2 separate regions of the Homo sapiens genome follow, and region 2 is linked to region 1. A link is an interaction called in ENCODE POLR2A ChIA-PET data of the cell type or tissue named here. Cell type or tissue: HCT116. All regions are shown on one strand. Links, peaks and the distances in the headings refer to the core of each region. The heading gives the core; the rest is flanking DNA. Region 1 overlaps EZR (ezrin). Region 2 overlaps SYTL3 (synaptotagmin like 3).

Region 1 (10,652 bases), core at 1,371-9,370:
TTTTTGAGAGGCTTCCTTTTAGGTCAGCCATACCTGTCTGCCATGGGAAATTTCTCCCTGCCCCCTCTTTGGCAGAGGAGGGTCTTAGAGATAAGTTAAACACACTAAGCCTTTCTGTGTGTAAATTATATTAGAGCCATCCCACAAATCACTGAGAAGAGCATCGTAGGTTGCACATATTTGAATATGACATTTCTTAAGGCTGTTAGAGAGGATCCAGTTAGTTTTGGTTTGGTTTGGGGTTTTTTTGCTGCCTTAGTAAATGTTAAAATGAAACATCCACCAACAGCTCTGTGGATGTGTCCTTTAAACAAAGGTTTATTGATTCTAATTATTCAAGCCTAAGTTAAGAATGTTAGCGAAGAATGTTAGGTGGTTTTCTTGGGCTTAATGTTTAACAACTGGATTAAGGGGCAAACACACTTAAAGGATGGATACCTCTGAGTAGTTGGCCTTCCACCTGATTCATTGCAACTGTTAACCCTTGAATTCAACGGGCAAAGTATTTTTGATTGATTTGCCTGAACTGAGTGAGTGGATGACTTTATTCATAAAACAGTATAACTGAAAATACTCATTTCCTGTGTTTTCTCCTAATACTGTTTCCCAAAAGCAACAGTTACTTAAAAGACTGAGGCGGTACACAGTGGCTCATGGCAGTAATCCCAGCACTTTGGGAGGCCGAGGTGGGCGGATCACAAGGTCAAGAGATCAAGACTATCCTGGTCAACATGGTGAAACCCCATCTCTACTAAAAATACAAAAATTAGCCGGGCGTGGTATGGATGCCTGTAGTCCCAGCTACTTGGGAGGCTGAGGCAGGAGAATCGCTTGAACCTGGGAGGTGAAGGTTGCAGTGAGCTGAGATTGCACCACTGCACTCCAGCCTGGCGACAGAGTGAGACTCTGTCTCAAAAAAAAAAAAAAAAAGACTTTATTCATCAGCAAGCGGAGTGACCTGCACAGAGGGCGAGGCAGACCTTGTTCTCTGGAAGCTTAGTGTCTGGTACCTGGGCCAAGATGCGGGGTAAATGCTGAAATTGAAAACCCGCTAAGTGCTGTCAGACTGGGAAAGAGCCTAGGTAACGTCGAGAGGAAAATCTGATGGGGAAAGGAAAATCATCTGATGGGGAAATTGGCAGACTGTATTGAGAAGTAACACTTCAGCTGAATCTTGCTTGAGGGCTGGGGGGCGCACGCGGCAGCACTCCACAGGGAGGAACAGCTGTGGTTTGTTGTCTGGTTTTGCTTTTCCCACAGCTGCTTAGGGACTCTATTCATGTGTGACTGGCTGACGTCCAAGGAGGGTGATTTGGGGTTCCAGAGGGAGCCTTGGCCTCTGTTCAGGCCAGTCCCCAGGACATGGTGTGCTGTGTGGCCTTGTGGGTCTGCCCCATCTAGGGAGAGTTGTAGGAGTTGGTGCTCAGATCATTGGTCCCGGAAGCATCCTCTCTGCCCGCCCCTTCATGTTAGGGTGACTGCGGAGCGCCTTTCTCCCACACTTGCTTTCTTCTGCCCAGTGGAAAGAAGGCATGGGGAGTGAGCAAGGAACACTGCTGTAGTTAAGCTCTGGAAGGAAAAGGGGATTGTGTTCAGGGCTGAGATCTCTTTAAGCTGTCATGAGAACCATAGAGCTGAACTGCCTTTAAGTGGCTCCAACACATCTTACCTGTTCATTTCTGAAGTGTTATAGACATTTCTAATACAAAAGCAGGTTTACCTTTCATTAGGAAAACTCTGAAAGTGTGTTCACATTTCTACTGTGCCAAAATTTTAAGGTAATTTCTGAGATTACCTTGCCTCTTTGGGAATACATAACCTTTTCTATTAAATATTTTAACAGGGACAGTTTACTGAATGTACTCCCCCCTCACAATCCCCTCGCAATTGAGGAGGATGCGTAGCATCTGTTTCCACCCCTCCTCCTCCACGAGGGGCAGTGGTGAATTAGGTAGCTAACATTTTGCCATGTGGCAGTGAGAGGTGCTGGTAGGATGAGTGATTTGCCATGATCACGCTGTAAGGCACAATGAATGTATTTGGATGTTCACAGACACAGTCCCTGTCAGTGGATTTACAGTCTGGTTTCGGGGACAGACAGCAATCCCAGAGTAAATGTAAAACTGCAGCTTCAGAGAGTATGCCTGAAGAGGGGTACATGAGGCCTGAGAGTAGATGAAGTGTGTATGTGCTGGTGGGGGTGCAAATAGGGGAGGTCAGGAAGGCATCCTTGAGGACGTGACCTCCCTGGGCAGAGGTAACAACGTGTGCAAAGGCCCTGTGGTGGGAGGAAGTAGTGTGAGTTTGGGGTTTCACATGAAGCCCAATGTGGCTAGAGAGGAAGACAGGTCAGGCCATGCCTTGTAAGCCATTCTTGGGTGTTTTTTAGTTTAACTTGGGGTTTTGACTGGGAGGTGACATGATCAGATTTGCCTTTTGAAAAGTTGACTGTGATCTGTAATAGGAAAATCACAGGAGGCAGGAGACAGCAAGGGTAGTTATGGTAGACCATTGAGGGAGCTCATAGCTTGGACCAAGGTGGTGGTGGTGGGAACAGAAGTGGATGCATTTGAGAGTTCTTTGGGAGGTAGAATTGATAGTGCCTGGTGATGGGTTGGATATGCAGGGCCAAGGGTGGTGTCGAGGCTGACTTCTCGTTTCTGGCTTGCGCAAGTGGATGTGTGGTGGTGCCATCGCTGAGGTAAGTAATCCTGGAGAAGGACCAGGTGTGGGGGAAGGTGGGGAGTCTGGATTTGTTGTTACATGTTAATAAGTTTGTGACAATCGTTGATGAAAAAAGTCCTTGCCTTCTTTCATTACTACATCCACTGCCCCCCAAAATATTAAAGGACCAGACTCCTTAAACTACGTTATTTTTAAATCCAAATAATTCAGTAGCTTTTTGTTTTCCCTAGTATATGTACACACCGTACATACCTAAAGTTAAGAGGAAGGGTTAATTTAGTGCAGTGTTCTCAAAATTTTGTGTACACAATTGTCTGGAGACTGTTGATTCCTGGGTCCCTTGAAGAACTAATGACTTCCATCTCTAGGGTGAGGTGCAGGCTGGGTGCTTATGTTTTAAATAAGCTCTCCAGATGGTACTGCTGATTCAATAGGAAAAGGGCAGTTATTATATATTCCTTTCTCCTGCACCCCAATCAAGCCCAGTGTGATTTCAGAGCACCCATTTGGGTGAAAGCAGTCACTTGATGCCCAGCCGCCTTACAGTCCGGCTGAAATGCCAGGAGTGCTGTTATTGGTATTTGGGACTCGAATAGGGGCTAGGATGACTCTGTGAAAAAGAGCCATAAAAACAAGAATTTCATAGCTAATTTACTGCTTACCTATACTTGGGCAGGCCATTCAACATAATATTCTTCTGACTTGAGTTTCTCTCTGCAGGGAGTCCAGTAACAGCTTCATTTGGCAGTGCCCAGTGGTCTCTCACATTTTGGCTCTTTGTTTTCAAAGAGAAAAAAAGAGGCTAGACCTTCCCTATAAATGGTAGGGAAGTAAGAGATCCCATTCCTTGTTCCTCTTTTATTCCTTCCACACTGGCCTCTTTTGTTAATGAAATAATGTGAATTTTTTTTTTTTGGAAACAGGGTCTCACTCTGTCACCCAGGCTGGAGTGCAGTGGCACAGTCACAGCTCACTGCAGCCTCAGTGCCCCGGCCCCCACCCTTGGCTCAAGTGATCTTCCCACCTCAGCCTCCTGGGTAACTGGGACCACAGGCACACACTACCACACCCAGCTAATTTTTTATTTTTTTGTGAAACAAGATCTCACTGTGTGGCCCAGGCGGCTAGTCTCAAATTCCTGAGCTCAAGCTATCCTCCTACCTTGGCCTTCCAAAATGTTGAGATTATAGGTGTGAGCCACCATGCCTGGCTGATAATGTGATTTCTAACAAATGTTGAATAATTATAGTTTGGGAAAGGAAAACAGTATCATTTAGTGAACTATAATTTTTTTCTTAATTTTTTTAACTTAAACTTTTATATCTCTTTGACAATTTGGAGATTCTTAGGGTGGTTTGATATACCTGCTTTCTAATGGTAGTTAGATGTTTCAGCTCTATTCTGAAGCAGTGAAATTCAGTCTGCTTTCTAATGGTAGTTAGATGTTTCAGCTCTATTCTGAAGCAGTGAAATTCAGTCTGCTTTCAAAGTCAGTGAATGCATTTTGAATTATCCCTTATTTCATTTCAGTAGTAACTACCTTGAGACTCCCCAAGTACTCCAATTAGTTTTTAATTTCAGCAGTAAATGTGTGTTGAAAAGACCAAAGTTTGCATTATTTTCCTTCTGATGTATTTACCATCCATGCCTGTTGACATAAAAAGATTTTTCCAGACTTGGGTAGTTTTCAGAACCAAACAAAACCCTTGTGCTATAATGTGACTTAGAGACTTTTGACTGAAATGCTTGATATAGTTAATACACATAATTTTTTTCAAAATGAAACCACAAAGAGCTATAAAGAGAATTTCATAGCTAATTTACTGCTTACCTGTATTTGGGGAAGCCATTTAGCATCTGTGAACCTAAATTTCGTCAGCCGTAAAATGGGAGTTAGTTTTTAAGTGGAAAGAATGTTACATAAGATAAACGGAGACAAAGTTTTTATCAGTGAAATCCAAACAACTCATCTTAAGATGCTGTAAGCTTTATGTGTTTCTTTTGTGTTTCCCTACCCCGCAAATGTTTTTCAAACTTAACCCTGTTAGGTAAAAACTCTGGGTTCCTATAAACGGGTAAAGTTTGTCCATTGGTCTTCTCAAGGAAAAAGCAATATGAACAGTTTGGGTTATCTTAGTAAAAGGGAGGACTCTGATTTTGTCTCATGTCCATCCTCTCTCTGTGTGTTCTAGTCGGAATTCCCTTATCAGTCACATGGGTACCACCTTCATGTTTTGAAGCGCTATTATATCCCATTATGTGCTTGGTGCAGGGACAATAAAAATAAGATTGGTTTTGCCTTTAAGGAGTTCTCAGTCTCCTAGTGAAAGCAGATATGTAAGCAATTACAATGCAGTGTAGTGCATGATAGAGGTCTTCACAGAAGAGAAGTGTGCCCTGGAGACCAGGGAGGGCCTCCCGGCTGGTAAGATCCTTTGGGTAAGTGTGGAGGGATGTGGGCTTCCCAGTCAGCAGTGGTCAGTTCTGTTTTCCTTTATTCATTAACCCGTTCTTAACACTTACAGGCAAACAGTAATGCTGTTTCAAAGGAAATGTAAAACTTCATTAAGTTATCCTTTTAATCTAATATACTTGAAAACAAAACCTTAAAAGCAAAATAAAAAATATCTCACCATGACCCACCTTTTATTGATAGGAGAGGAACCAGTATCACCTGAGGATCAAACTCTAGTAGTCAGTATATCAGATTTTGCTCATATTTTTAAGTTAGAAGTCACTTCTGCAACCTAATTTTGTTTTCCATTTTTGCCTGAGAGATCAATTTTAAACTGCCTGTGTGGACAGTTGTCATTTCAGATACTGTAAATAATTGTTTTTACTTTAGGATGGGGTAGGTAAACTATCATCTTAGGGCCGAGTCTGGCTGTGGCCTGTTTTTATTTGGTCTCCCAGCTAAAAATGGTTTTTATATTTTTGAAGGATTTTAAAAACAACAATATGCAACGGACTCCAAGTAAGACCCTCAAAGCCTAAAATACTTACTGGCTGGCTCTTTAGAGAAACAAATGGACCAACTCCTGCTTCTAGCATAAAAATAATTATTGTTAAGCATTTATTCTAACCTTGTATATATTTTATGGCTGGACTAATATTTGGAAGCAGATCCACCCCATTGGTTCCAGTTTTTAAAAAATTGTTCTCAAAGAACAGAATGTGTTTTGTTAGCCAATGTTGAGCACATCATGGACTCTGAGCATGGACTCAGAAACTACTGAGGAGAGGCATCGTGGTGCTGAGGTAATGTTTTAAACAAAGCTGGTGTTTGGGTGGGTCTTTGTGTAGAGAAAGTGGCAGTATCTTGTGTCACACTTGCTAAGCTATTGTGTAATGACAGATTTCTGGCATATGCTAAAAGAAAGCAATTTGTACCTGATGTTTGAGTTGGAAAGAGAATGTTATGTAAATGAATTGCTTTTTTCCTCATTGATAGTTTAAAATGAGCTTTTGATCTACTATAGTCTGTATGTGAATTTCTGACTGCAGATGTTTTGTAAGTCCATTCCTGATTCAGAACACCCTGTCTAAAGTACAGCTCCATCTCTGTGCCGTGCCCCACTTTACTGCACTCATAGAACTCGGTCTCCACCTATAACGCTGTCAGGTGCTTGTTTATTTGTGCTTTTTGTCTTTTCTGGCAGCAAAGCAAGAGGATAGGTGTTGTTTTTGTGTTTTTGAGATGCGGTCTTGCTCTGTTGCTCAAGCACGAGTGCAGTGGTACAATCATAGCTCACCACAGCCTTGAACTCCTGGGGGACCGCAGGCGCTCACTACCACACCTGACTAATCTTTTTATTTTTATTTCTATAGAGATGAAGTTTCACACTGTTTTGTGCAGGCTGGTCTCAAACACCTGGCCTCAAGCCATCCTCCTGCCTCAGTCTCTCAAAGTGTTGGCATTATAGCCATGAGCCACTATGCCTGGCCCAAGTTTGTTTGTTTGTTGTTTAGCATTATTATTTTATAGCAAACTTTAAATTCTTGTTTATTGGCAGGATAAATAGAGGGAAGAAGGACGAGCAAATAGGTAAACATACCTGCCTCCTAGTGGGTAATCTTGGGCAAGTTTTTTCACCTCCCTCTGCCTCCTCATCTGTAAACAAGATCCTGCGTGCCCGCCTGGGATGCCTGCTAAGATGGCACATGGGAAGCACCTGGCCTTATGCCTGGCCCTGGTCAGTAAGGGCTGTGCGGTTCCACTTGTACCTGATAAAATTCTAATCTGATTAAAAGCTTTACTAGCTCGTGATGGTCATTCTTTTCCTCTAACTTAGCAGCCCGATGAAATAATGTAGTAAGTAAATGTAACCTTGTTGTTTGTCCTTTTGCTGCCACGATGAACACAGCTGTCTTGCTAGACCTCTGTTGACTTCAACAGGGATAGCATCAGGTTTATTGGAAATTTACATATGGGACAGTCCAGTGGTGGTGGGTTGGACAGAACAGCAACTGCTTCCCGAAAGCTTGGAAAAAGCATGCAGTTTACACAGCATTCTTACTTAACATACTCCCCCTAACAGCCTCCACCTGGCAGCCTTAAAGTGCTTGTGGGCTGGGGGTTCAGATGTTCCCCATAGATAAGGAATTGATTTCAGGGTTGGCCACTAGGATTCCTTAGCTCGGAACTCCACACACGCATTCTTCTTAAGTTATTGATGTTAGGTACACCTGTACAACCACCCTGCATAAAGTTCATTCATTCAACAAATAGAGCACCTACTTTGTGCCAGGTTTTCAGGTACTGGGGAGACATTGGTGAACAAAAAGAGGCTTTTAAAGGATTATCACCTGCTTGGTTGACAGTCACATCCAGTGAATGGTGGAACCCATTTCCTGCTAATGTGTATTTGAGCCTGAAATGCACATTGTCCCACCTTTCCTCAATGGCAAAATGCTCTGGAAAGGAGATGCTGGTCTGACTAAATAAAATGGGCTTTCTGTTTGGAGTTGTAAAGGGAGCCGTGCCTTCCTCAGCCCCTCCTGAAAGAAAGACCTGCTTTCAAGAAGCTTATATTGCAGGGGGAAAGACACATGTCTAATACATCGTCAGGGGGTGGTGAGCGTGCTACTGTAAATTTTCACCTAGGCTTTGGCAAGAGCTAGAATTAACTTTCATTCTTTACTGACTCTTTGAAGCGTTAAAACCACTGGGCAGAGTGACTTAGGAGTGGGCCCACTGTGATGTGTTTTTGTTGGTTTTCTGGTAAATCACTTTTGGGTTGGACAGTGAACCATGATGGTCTTTCTTCAAGAACTTGTTTTTGCAAGGGTTTGGTGATAAGTCCATCATTTCCAAACCCACTTACTCTTCCATCCTTTCTCAGGTGCTGTGGTTCAGGGAAATGATTGTTTTGATAGTATTTTACCTATTGCACCATTACTTCATCTGTAAATTTCTTATAAAATATGTCTTGGGATCCAGCCTTGTCTTTTTTGTTTGTTTTTTTTTTTTTTTTTTGAGACGGAGTCTCTGTCTGTCGCCCAGGCTGGAGTGCAGTGGTGTGATCTGGACTCACCGCAAGCTCCACCTCCCGGGTTCACGCCATTCTCCTGCCTCAGCCTCCCGAGTAGCTGGGACTACAGGCGCCAGCCATCACACTCGGCTAATTTTTTTTGTATTTTTTAGTAGAGACGGGGTTTCACCATGTTAGCCAGGACAGTCTTGATCTCCTGACCTCATGATCCGCCCGCCTCAGCCTCCCAAAGTGCTGGGATTACAGGCGTGAGCCACTGCGCCTGGCCTGTTATGTTTTTAAAGAGAAAATTGAACCACAGGTCACTTGGTTAAAGCTTAGCACATAAATATGAGATTGGAATCACTTTATTTGTAAACATATATGTAGTGTATATTGGTACAGTATTTTCATTAAGGTGTGTTTCATTGCCTCAGTTAAATAATTAAGGGTGTTGGCTGCTGGGATGTTGAAGTATTTGCTTACATAATCCATTGCTGTTTGGGTGAGACTCTTAAATGGATTTAGACAGATAATGGTGAGAAAACTGGATTTTTTATTTAGAACGTGGCTGAACAAGGCAATGTGGAAATAGTGTGATAACAAGGTGCATTATATAACTTGAACAAATCAACTGCAAAAAGACATTTTCAAAGAAATGGAGGAAAATTGAATAATATTTACTGAACTTGACGTATTAAGGAATTGTTTTAAATTATGTTGGATGTGATAATGGTATTGTGATTTTTTTTTTTAGTGCTTTAGAGCAATATACTGAAGTTTTTACAAGTGAAATAATGAATGAGGGCCTTAAAATATGCCAGCAAAAAAAAAAAAAAGTGAAAGTGGTAGAGTAGAAGAAAGAATGGTGTTGAAGCTGAAAAGAGAGTGTGGAGGATCATGGTACTACTTATTCTCTCTACTTTTATGAATGTTTTCAACTTTCCATAATAGAATATTTGCTTTTAAAAAGCATGTTATAGGGTAGAAAGGGAGAGATGCTTTACTTTTGCTCGTCATGAAGTGCCTGAGTGTTGAGGTGGGAGGATCTCAGGGCGAGGGCAGGTCCCCCATTCCCTGCTGCTGGGGCAACCTTTGTGCTCTGGATCAAATGAGTAACTGATTTGATCTCATCAAATGGCCCCACCCGGGCCATCTCACCCTCCATGCACATGTTTTAAAAGGAGGTCACTACTCAAAATTGCAGCTGACTTGGAAACACATAGAACGATTTGTTCCCAGTTTTTTCCACTATTACTTTGTATTCCCAATGTTTTGGGGGGCCCATAGGAATGGGGCACAGTGCTGTGACCCAACTGGGAACAGGTCATTGTCTTAATAGCGATTTTCTCAGACTTGAAAATTGAAATGAACAAAATAAGGGGCATCTACTGGGTAGGGCTTTAGCCATTTTAAGAGATCAATCTACATACTGGGGCTGTGGGCAGGGATGGGGGAAGGAAATACAGCAAACCATGGGTTGGGGTTGGGGTGAGTGATAGGGTTGTAAAATGTACACCATGTCTTTTCCAGTCAAGTAATGATGTACAAATTATAATGCCATTTCAGATGTAACATACTTGATACTGACAGTATAAATTGAAGAGTTTTTTTAATTTTAATTTAGTATAATTTCAGAAATGGTGATTTTAAAAGTTTTGGCAGGGTTTGCTTATTTAAGCAAATTTTGTAAGATTACTGATTTAGTTTGGATTTTTTAAAAGAAGCTACTTTGGTCTTGCTAATTTTTGACACATGGCAAAAGTAAAGACTGGGGTGAGTTCAAATCTTGTCTAATCGAAGTTTCTTACAGGAGAAATGTTCTTTAACATTGTATAATATTGCTCATGTGATCTTAACTAGGGGCAAAAATTTATCTCAGCAATGGCACAAGACTTAAGTATGGTTTATGTCTTATGTCCTCTAAAAAACAGGTTAGCAAAGAAATTTTTCGACCTTTTTTTTTTTTTTTTTTTTTTTTTCCTGAGATGGAGTCTCTGTCACCAGGCTGGGAGTGCAGTGGCGCCATGTAGGCTCACTGCAGCCTCCGACTCCCTGGTTCAAGCGATTCTCCTGCCTCAGCCCCACGAGTAGCTGGGATTGCAGGCACACGCCACCATGCCCGGCTAATTTTTGTATTTTTAGTAGAGATGGTTTCACCATGTTGGCCAGGATGGTCTTGGTCGCCTGACCTCGTGATCCACCCACCTCAGCCTCATTGTTTCCTAGACTCACCTTCTCACTCCCAAGATCAGAAATTGGAAATCATCATTCTCAGTAAACTATCGCAAGAACAAAAAACCAAACACCGCATATTCTCACTCATAGGTGGGAATTGAACAATGAGATCACATGGACACAGGAAGGGGAATATCACACTCTGGGGACTGTTGTGGGGTGGGGGGAGGGGGGAGGGATAGCATCGGGAGATATACCTAATGCTAGATGACGAGTTAGTGGGTGCAGCGCACCAGCATGGCACATGTATACATATGT
Region 2 (10,652 bases), core at 1,816-9,815, 120 kb after region 1:
AAAGTACATTAAAAAAGTTACTTGGGGAACTGTTAAACAGTCACTTTTTTTTTTTTCTTTTGAGATGGAGTCTCAGTTGCTGCCCAGGCTGGATGCAGTGGCATGATCTTGGCTCACTGCAACCTCCGCCTCCCAGGTTCAAGCGATTCTCCTGCCTCAACCCCCCGAGCAGCTGGGATTACAAGCGTGTGTCACCATGTCCAGCTAATTTTTGTATTTTTATTAGAGACAGCGTTTCACCATGTTGACCAGGCTGGCCTCAAACTCCTGGCCTCAAACGATCCTCCCACCTCATCCTCCCAAAGTGCTGGGATTACAGGCATGAGCCACCGCCCTTAGCCAAACATTCACTCTTGAACCCCATCTGGCCCCACCAAATTAGAACCTGTGTGTGTGAGGCCAGGAAGGTTGAATTTGAATCAGTTTGCAGCTGATCCTGGAGCGTGGGTCCAGGAACCACATTAAAAACCCTCTGCACGGATTGCCAAATGCCCGTGGATGGAGGCACAGAAGGTGATGATGCCAGGTTGTCCTGGGGAGCTTCCTAAAGGCAAGAGAGCCTATGAAGGTCTGGGTGCTTTGATAATTCGAATGTACTACAGATGAACCACCACGGTGGCATCAAAGAAATTATTTTAAGACCACAAAACTAAATATCCAGTTATGAAATTTTAGGGGAAAAAGCCAGCCTATAATCAGAAAAATTTTTAAATAAATCAAAATATTTAAAATTTTTTGTACTATCGCTCTACAAAATGAAGAACTGAGGCTCATTTTTTCTTGTTTTTAAATTGTTTTAATAGTTGAAAAAATAGCACAACACATATTACCACAATTTATTATTCTTCACTAGATTCTTATAGCATGTCTACTTCCAAGGAAATCTGGGGGGCATTTTATCTTAAATTGCACATATCCAATAAGATCATCAAAAGAGAAATAAGTAAAAGCTAATAAAAAGGAAACTGGGTGCAGAGGGTGTAATGATTCCTGGAATTACTGCAACTGAATGTTACATTTAGCTTTAGGTTTCCCCGTGTCAAAAAGGGAAGGATGTCTACATTTGTAAGGTGCCTACTCAGTGCTGGGCACTGACAATGGACACTACTCCCTCTAACAGCACTTTTTGTGGCCAAATGAGCAGATCCCTGCTCAATTTATTTATTCACTTATTCCTTTACTCATAGCTCCTGCTCTCAAACATTCAAAATCTGGCTAGGGCCAAATTGCCAAGAGTTGCAGGTGAAGGAGAGGGCACCGTGTGTCCTCTATGAGACAGCACCCGCTGGAGCGCAGGGCTGGGCACAAGGAGAGTGGTGCCCCACGCTGTGCCAATCAGTGGCCCTGGGTTACAACGCAATGGGAAAGGGAATGGTTATGTAACAAATGGTACCAGGAACATCAAGGATTGGGAGGAAAAAAAATTAGATAGGGCCTCCTGATGATTGTAAAGAGTTAACATGGTGGCTCAGGCCTATAATCCCAGCACTTTGGGAGGCCAAGGCAGGCGAATCACTTGAGGCCAGGAGTTCAAGACCAGGCTGGCCAACATAATGAAACCCCGTCTCTACTAAAAATACAAAAATCAGCTGAGCATGGTGACATGTGCCTATAATCCCAGCTACTTGGGAGGCTGAGGCAGAAGAATCGCTTGAACCTAGGCGGTGGAGGTTGCAGTGAACCAAGATTGCGCCATGGTACTCCAGCCTGGGTGACAGAGTGAGACTCTGTCTCAAGGGGAAAAAAAAAAAAAAGTTAAGTAAAAATTAGAAGAAAATTAATGTGGATATTTAACCTATCACAGGATAAGGAAGAAGTCTCGAAGCATAAAAGCAAAAGAAATTATACGGGAAAAGGAGATTTGCCTACAAGCAAACAAAAAACTTCTTTGTGTTAAAAACAAAATTATAAAGAAGGCCATGTACTAGGAAGATAACATGCAACTAACATGATTGAAAAGGACTAATCGCCTTCACATACCAAGAACATCTACAGAAGGTTGAAAAGTGGAAGATACTCAATCTTATTCGTGATGAGATGAATTCAAATCAAAACGATGAGAAAACCATTTTGCATGACCAATGTTGTTTTGCCAAACTGATAAAGTTATCTATTGGTTTGCATGTTGGTTTATTTTTAAGGATAATTCCACACCCTTTCTAAAGGAGGCAACATTCCTAACCTTCATCTTGTTCTCTTTCTAGAAATATTCAGAGATGTGCCAAAAAGATATCTACAAGGATATTCTTTGCATTATTCTCATTTTAATAACCTTATAAACTTTCAAAAATGCAACAGAAAGCTGGAAATCCCCTAACTATCCAACAATAGTTATTTGGTTAAACAAATGATGACACATTCCTATGACGGGGTGAGATACACTCATCAGAAATCATATAGCCAATGATATTTATGGACACTGAAAATGTTCCTTATAAATTACTACATGAAGAAACATTAGGATAAAACTGTACATACAATTTGATTTCAATTATGTAAATATATTAGCCTGACTCATGTGAAATTGCCTCTATTCAATAATTTTTTGCCTAAAAATACCAATTTCTTATGGTTCAACCTAAATACTTCAAAAAAGTCTATGTATATGTGTGTATACACACACATATATCCACACATACAGATATGCACCCACAAGCATAGATACATACACTCACAAAAGAACAGAAATAATATATACTAAAATGTCAACAATTGTTCTCTGGGTGAAGCTGCTGTATTTTTAACATTGCTCTTTATGATTTTCTTCATTTTCTAGGTTTTAATTTTTTAATTTCATTTAATTTTTTTAGAGACAGGATCTCACTATGCTGCCCAGGCTAGTCTTGAACTCCTGGGCTCAAGCGATCCTCCTGCTTTGACCTCCCAAAATGCTGGGATTACAGGCATGAGCCACTGAGCCTGGCGTCTAGTTTTTTACGTGAATGTAATTTGAAATCATGCTTCAAAGCTCAGAATGTAATGGGGGCCAGAGTGTGGGAAGAAGGAAATTTGTGTACCCTGCCAGCCTGTTGTAAATAAGCACACACTCCCAGAGGGTAATTTGGCAAAACATCAAAAGCCTTTCAAGTATTCATACACTTGACCAATCATTCTTCTAAGAATTTACCCCCCAAAAATAAACAGACATGTCAAAATACCTGTACAAGACGTTCATCACAGAGTTATCTATAACATGAAAAATCAAATACAGTGATATACTCACAGACACTCGGGAACAGGTTAAATAAACTATAGTGCATATATTTGGTGTATTTTATGGAGTCATCAATACATTTTGGAAGAAGTCTTAATAACATAGGAAAATGTTTATGCCAAGTTGAATTGTAAAAGCAAAATAAAACCACATAGAGTCTGATCACAATACATTTGAAATTGGATAAGTCTATCTGTGCACACACATATACACAGGCTTACCTAGAAAGAAGGCTGGGAGTGTGCAGGTGTGTACACGTGCATGTAATTTACAGTAGTTTGGGATTGTGGTAGTATTTCCATTACATCTAAATACTATTCTGTGTTTCCCAAATGCTTGCAAGGTTTGCATTACTTCTGTAATCAGAAAGTAAGTAACTTCCTTTCAAAGAGAAAAGGAAGCTCCCTCTCTTCACAGAATAGAAGATGGACCAAGGGGGAAGCAGTTAGGAGCTGCTACGTTGGAAGTGAGAATGAAGGGCAGAGGAAGATTCCAGAGACTCAGGAGGCAGAAATGTCAGGATTTGCTGACTGACCAGATGTAGCGGCAGAATGAGGAACAAAGGAGTCAAGTTTGATTCTCAGGTCTGTGGATTTGGAGACAGAGTGAGAGGTGTCGCCATTCTCCCAAGACAAGGAACACAGGATTTGGTAGCACACAGACGGTCCCAGTGATTCTTGCTTCCTGATATTCAGACCCTTTGTCCTCTCTGACTAGGGCTGACCTGTGGGACCCATAGGGCATAGCAGAAATGACAGGGTGTGGCTTCTGAAGCTAGACCATAAAAGATATTGTGGGCTCTGCTTTTCTCTCTCTTGGATCACTTGCCCTGGGAGAAGCCAGCCGCCATGTCATGAGGACACTCAAGCAGCCCTGTGGAGATATCCCCATGGTGAGGAACCAAGTCCTCCTCCCAATACCAGCAGTCACTGGCCAGGTATGAGGGTAAGCCCCAAGAGCACAGATCCCCCAGCCCCAGGCGAGCCTTCCACTGAAGACAGAAACTGTCAAAGAATGTTACTTGATTTATGTCACTAGGTTTGAGGGGAATTTGCTATACAGCAATAGATAACCAGTGCGTGGAAAGAGGCACAGACTGGAGCTGTCTGTACACTTTTGTGGTTTAAACCACCATCTAGTTTTTCTAACTTCTGCTCAGGATATAGAGGGCTGGAAAGAGTATTGCCGGTACCATGACAACAAAAACACTAGAGAACATGCAAAACCACTTTTTCCGGAACACATCAGAGAATTGAGGTTGCAGTTGCCTCCCTATTAGGGTCCAGTGGGGGCTTCCAGAGGGAGACCAGGGCCAGGAGGAGGGAGAAGGGGCTCATGCCTTCCTTCCGACCTGTGTCTGGCCAGCATCAGCTCAACAGGGTCGGAGGGTGTCTGCCTCCTGCAGCTGCTAGCTCTGTTCTCTCACTATTCCCTTTTTGCCTCCAATTCCTGTCTAACCAATCCCTAAAGTAAATTCTTATTCAAATAACCAGACAGTTTCTATTTCCCTAAGTGGATCTTAACTGCTGCAGCACAAATTCAATTCAACTCCTCAATGACTGCACCTGGTTCTCTTTTAGGGCCACAAATAGGAGCGTGGTGGAATTCCTGCCTGTCCACCTAAACCTCTGTCACCTGATCCTTGTTACCTTTCCTGACGCACCCGCTGCAAACTCCACCCAACCTGGTCTGGCTCATAGCACTACTTGTGTGCTCCTAACCTGGCATTTTCCCCCATAGTTCCATGCCTCTTACCCCAACTCTACTGAAACAGGACAATGGGAAAATGAGGCACCCTGGCATTTGAGGAAGCATTGTAGAGAAGGAGGGAAAGTTAGGGCTTTTCTGGTGTTTATTTTATACATTGATAGAAACGACATCAGCAAAAAAGAATGATTTATGCTGAGGTTGATCTTCCTGACCCTGGTTTGTTTGTCCTTACTGAAGTTTTTATTCTTAAAGTTATAAGGCAAGAAAGAAAACCCTAAGACATCAGTCTCACCTCTTTCCTAATTCCCTTTTTATCTTAAGTCACCTTGATAACATACTTCTCCCACTCACTCAGGAGACATGAAGTGCTGAAAAGATGACAAGATGGTAACGTGTGTGCACAAACACACACACATACATTCATGCACACATGAAAACTACTTACCTGAAATAATGATGCTAGAACTTCTAACGACGTAGAAAACTTTTTGAGTGAAGCAGATGTCTGCACTTAGCTGGCATTGAGAAATGACAAACTTCACCTCCTACAGCACTACTGTTTATAAGCTAGGAATTGATGTGGAAAAGGGTAGAGTCTACCTTCTGAAGAAGGCTCCAGCCCACCAACAAAAAGGTTTTGTTTTTGTTTGTTTGTTTGTTTTTGAGATGGAGTTTCACTCTTGTTGCCCAGGCTGGAGTGCCATGGCATGATCTCGGCTCACAGCAACCTCCGCCTCCCAGCTTTAAGCAATTCTCCTGCCTCAGCCTCCCGAGTAGCTGGGATTACAGGCAGGTGCCACCATGCCCGGCTAATTTTGTATTTTTAGTAGAGACGGGGTTTCTCCATGTTGGTCAGGCTGGTCTCGAACTCCCAATCTCAGATGATCTGCCCACCTCGGCCTCCCAAAGTGCTGGGATTACAAGTGTGAGCCACCGGGCCCGGTCAAAAAAGTATTTTAAAGAAACACAAAAGTGGCCGGGTGAAGTGCCTCATACCTGTAATCCCAGCACTTTGGGAGGCCAAGGTGGGCAGATCACTTGAGGTCAGGAGTTCAAGACCAGTCAACAAGGTGAAACTCCATCTCTACTAAAAATACAAAAATTAGTCAGACATGGGGCGTGTGCCTGTAATCCCAGCTATTCAGGAGGCTGAGGCAGGAGAATCCCTTGAACCCAGGAGGAGGAGTTTACAGTGAGCTGAGATCATGCTACTGCACTCCAGCCTGGATGACAGAACGAGACTCCATCTAAAAAAAAAAAAAAAAGAGAGAGAGAGAGAGACATAAAAGCAATAAAAACAGAGAAAAGTCCTGTGCTGCAGTTGCTTTGCCAAGGTCACACATTCCACATGGGATGACGGCACCCCTAAGGGGACAAAGATTGGTAGCAAATCTTACCTATTTCAACCGTCTGTGGCTCTCCAAAAGGCCTCAGTACATAGATATATGATATCTGTGATATCAAAAGGTTATGGTAGCAACTTTGAAAAAGTCTCTAAAAAGGCTATGTGGGGTAGGGGAGAGGGTGGCGGTAAGAAGCTGTTGAGAAACACTGGCTTAGAGGAAACAGCAACCCTGCTTCATTCCATTGCCTGACATGACCCTTAGTATTAGTTTTTTCCTCCAGGTTTCCAATAAACTTGGCAGAAGCAGCGTTTTTTTTTTTTTTTTTAAGAAGAGCCAGGAATATAAACCATGGGATAATTTAGTACCAACCAAATCTACACCTGGGCAAATCCACCCTTTATAAAAGCTGAATATCAACCCAAATGAATGGCTTCCTTTACTGCCAACAAACTTTTGGGTGAGGTTCTATGGCTTATTTCCCTACCTGCAAATTGCCACTTTTTCTAGAAAAGAGCCACCGCTGCCCTCTGAGTCAGGCTGTGAGTCTAGGTCCCCAACATCACATCACAGAGGAGGGGTGCTGCCCGCATCCCTGATATAGTCAGATGTGGTTCCCACAGCACCTGCCTGCACTCCACCGTGACGGTGCCTGTGTGCGCCTTTGTCCTGATGCCCCATCACAGCTCTTCTGTGATCAAAGCACAAATCATTCTCTCCACAGTTCCAGGTCCCAGCTACCAATTACACTGGCACAACATACATTGCAAATACTTTTGAAAAAGAAAATAAACTTTTAATCTAAGAAACACAAGCCTCCTTTAAAGTATCAGGCCTAGAGAGACACCGAAATGAGCCCGCAATCACGTCCCCCAACTTGGGCTAATCATTTCAAAGCCACTTGCTCTACGGACTCTAGATTGAGTGTCACCACCAATAGCCATAAATTATCCTAACAATGCCACACACTGGACACCATCACCCACAGCCTATAGCTCAGCAATGGATAGCCAATCATGAATCATGAATAAATTACGGGTATTTCCGTAAACCCACGAGAATTCCTGAAAACCAGCTTTTGTAATCGCCCCTCTCCTGATTCACCCTTCTCTCCTTTGTTCTCCAGAGCCCTTGGAAGTGTTTCCTGGGCTGCAGACCTCAGCCTTGGCCCAGATAAACTCTCCACCTGTATTAGTTTTGCCTCAGTTTCCTTCTTTAGGTCAACATCTCATTATAAGACATTCACAGTATACGGACAAAATGCTTCCACCCATATTACCGCAACATGCGCTCACTCCACAAGCATCAACCTCTGCTCAGTTCAAACGCTCTTCACTCACTGTGGTCTTCACTGATTCAATCATCTTGCTCAAGTATTATAAACAAGGTATTGTGCTTTGGCGCAATATGGGCTAACAAGATTTTAAAATCACAGTTACTGCTTGTAGAGAGAAACAGAAGTGCACAAACAATGCTACAATATAAGGAACTTTGCAACAATTACAGAAGAGAATTACAAACCCAGCACTGATGGTGTTTCAGAGGAGGGGACATCACCCCTAGAAGCAGGAAGCCAGGGAAACCTTGTAGTGCACGAGCCTTAAAGAATGGGGCCAACCTGGCCGGGCCCAGTGGCTCACGCCTGTAATCCCAGCACCTTGGGAGGCCGAGGCGGGCGGATCATGAGGTCAGGAGATCGAGACCATCCTGGCCAACATGGTGAAACCCCGTCTCTACTAAAAATAGAAAAATTAGCCGACTGTGGTGGCACGTGCCTGTAATCCCAGGTACTCCGGAGGCTGAGGCAGGAGAATCGTTTAAACCTAGGAGATGGAGGTTGCAGTGAGCCGAGATTGTGCCACTGCACTCCAGCCTGGCAACAGAGCAAGACTTCGCCTCAAAAAAAAAAAAAAAAAAAAAAAAGGAATAGGGCCAACCTCAGAGGTAGAAATGCAGCAGAGGGAAGAGTAGCGAGCAGAGGGAATGAGCAGCGTGAATTACAGTGAGAGCATCAGCAAATGGAATGGCAAGACATAGGGGCCCGCAGACTACACCCATCATGTTGCTTATATTCCAAAGTCTTAACATCAAATATTTTAAAACTAGGAATAGATCATTTTACTTTACTAAAAAAGTAAAGAGCATTTACCTCCAGTTGGAAATTTCTTGGCTCGTTCCTCATAGAACCATTCTCCAGTTTTTATTTTGACATTCCTGAAAAAATGAGCAGAAAGGAAGCTTCAGAGAGAGAAGATATGAATAGTGCTATATTTACCCCTTTTAAGGGTTAGGTAAGGTCACAAAATATTAGTCTTGCAATGGACCTCAGCAATCAATTTCCTGGCTTAAACACTTAAATTTACAGATTCCCCATAGAGGCGAAGTGATTTCAGTATCAGCAGCAAAGCTGTGCAACTCCCACCGCTATGTGTTTTATCTTGCATGTCATGTGTACGTTCAATGTATAATATGTGAATATGGGCTAGGTGTGGTGGCTCATGCCTGTAATCCCAGCACTTTGGGAGGCCGAGGCAGGCGGATCACGAGGTCAGGAGATCAAGACCATCCTGGCTAACACGGTGAAACCCCGTCTGTACTAAAAATACAAAAAATTAGCCAGGCATGGTGGCGGGCACCTGTAGTCCCAGCTACTCGGGAGGCTGAGGCAGGAGAATGGCGTGAACCCGGGAGGTGGAGCTTGCAGTGAGCTGAGATTTCGCCACTGCACTCCAGCCTGGGCGGCAGAGCCAGACTCCGTCTCAAAAAAAAAAAAAAAAAAAAAAGTGAATGTTAAGCATATTAACATATACTTGTGCCCAGCACGAATCCAGTACTTAATATTTTGTGAACAAATACACAAAGAGAAACAAAATTATTATCATCAAAATGACCAATGTATCAGCCAGGCGCGGTGGCTCACGCCTGTAATCCCAGTACTTTGGGAGGCCAAGGTGGGTGGATCACTTGAGGTCAGGAAGTCGAGACCAGCCTGGCCAACATGGCAAAACCCTGTCTCTACTAAAAACACAAAATTAGCCAGGCATGGTGGCACATGCCTGTAATCCCAGCTACTCGGGAGGCTGAGGCAGGAGAATTTTCGCTTGAACCTGGGAGACGGAAGTTGCAGTGAGCCGAGATTGCACCATTGCACTCCAGCCTGGGTGACAGAGCAGGCCTCCATCTCAACATCACCACAAATGACCAATGTATCATGTCAACTGTGGGACGCTCTTGGCACAAGTGATGGGCTACAGGAAAACTCGATGTTATGCATTGGGCTTGGAGGGAGATCAGCTGTAGGTTAAGCTAAGGTTAGTTTGTGTTTACAACATTCTCCAAGAGCCCACAGAGCAGGGTTACCTGAGAAGATTCTTGGGAGGACCTGAAGTATGGAATATGGGATCAATGTGTGTTGATGGAGATTTGGGGGCTTAAATCTGAGTGGACAACTTGTTCTTGTTGTTGTTGTTGTTTTTCTGGTGGCCCAGGCTGGAGTGCAGTGGCACGATCTCAAGTCACTTCAATCTCCCCCTCGTGGGTTCAAGCAATTCTCCTGCCTCAGCCTCCAGAGTAGCTGGGACTACAGGTGCCCGCCACCACACCCGGCTAATTTTTGTATTTTTAGTAGAGATAGGTTTTTGCCATGTCAGCCAAGCTGGTCTCGAACTCCTGACCTCAGGCGATCCACCTGAGCAGACCACTTGTGAATCATGGGAAAGGAGCCCTGTTTGGCCCACTGGTCTGACAGCAGCTCCCTACGGCAGGACTTTAACTCCTACCATCTTAGTCACATGCATGACAGCACAGAGGGCACTCGAGACGCTAACTGCTCCAAACTGACGTCCTAACATGGGTTTTCCTCTTGGTTTTCTGGGGGAATCCATACTCAACCTCAATCTCAGAAAGGCAGAATTGTTAATATCCTTTTAGGATATAAAAAGGCAAACATGTAAATATTATAAGATCTTCACATCCTTAAAATAATGTGCCACAAAACTGGCCAATTCCTTTGTTATGCAAATTTAAGAAAAAAATTAAAACTTCAACTCATGACTGATTCTCTTCTATAAATTACAGTATTGACTGAAATAAATTCTCCATTAGGTTCTTTCAGGCTATACATGAACTCAAGTGGATTTTTTAGAAAATTAATGCTTGCTAATGTAAGTAAAATCACAAATATATGCCAATCTGCACGTTTTTCAAAATATGCTATCTTTCTCTATGAAGTGCTAGTAATTGTGAGAAGATATCAACTAACTTTCTCTCCTTCATCTGGTTAGACACTACTATTTTCTGATTAGTACATAAATGATTACTACCAATACTTAGTGACTAGAACAAGGAAAATATAGAAAGAGCATTTAAGAATTTCATAATTTTTT

Evidence for each region. ChIA-PET counts read pairs that join two places held together with the same protein. Peaks named below come from ENCODE experiments on the same cell type or tissue, not always from the same donor. Only the 100,000 strongest peaks of a DNase experiment are listed, where the experiment ranks them.
Region 2: POLR2A ChIA-PET joins it to region 1 with 17 read pairs; 6 of 35 experiments call an interaction of 5 or more read pairs at or near these places.

Annotation. Positions count from the first base shown.
Region 1 is chr6:158,804,824-158,815,475 of GRCh38, reverse strand. All of the region lies in intron 2 of EZR (ezrin), which reads left to right. Among named protein-coding and RNA genes, the nearest start is that of EZR-AS1, 7.8 kb to the left of the region's middle. RefSeq lists an enhancer at 2,209-2,258. In HCT116, for the core only: a CTCF peak has its summit at 6,729 (motif pointing left); no DNase peak of the experiment used is centred there; H3K4me3 peaks cover 4,288 bases; H3K27ac peaks cover 8,000 bases.
Region 2 is chr6:158,680,754-158,691,405 of GRCh38, reverse strand. It overlaps SYTL3 (synaptotagmin like 3), which reads right to left. Exons shown (of 18, transcript NM_001242394.2): 6 at 8,417-8,481. Among named protein-coding and RNA genes, the nearest start is that of SYTL3, 36 kb to the right of the region's middle. RefSeq lists a silencer at 4,163-4,363. In HCT116, for the core only: no CTCF peak of the experiment used is centred there; a DNase peak (open chromatin) is centred at 4,895; H3K4me3 peaks cover 651 bases; H3K27ac peaks cover 1,918 bases.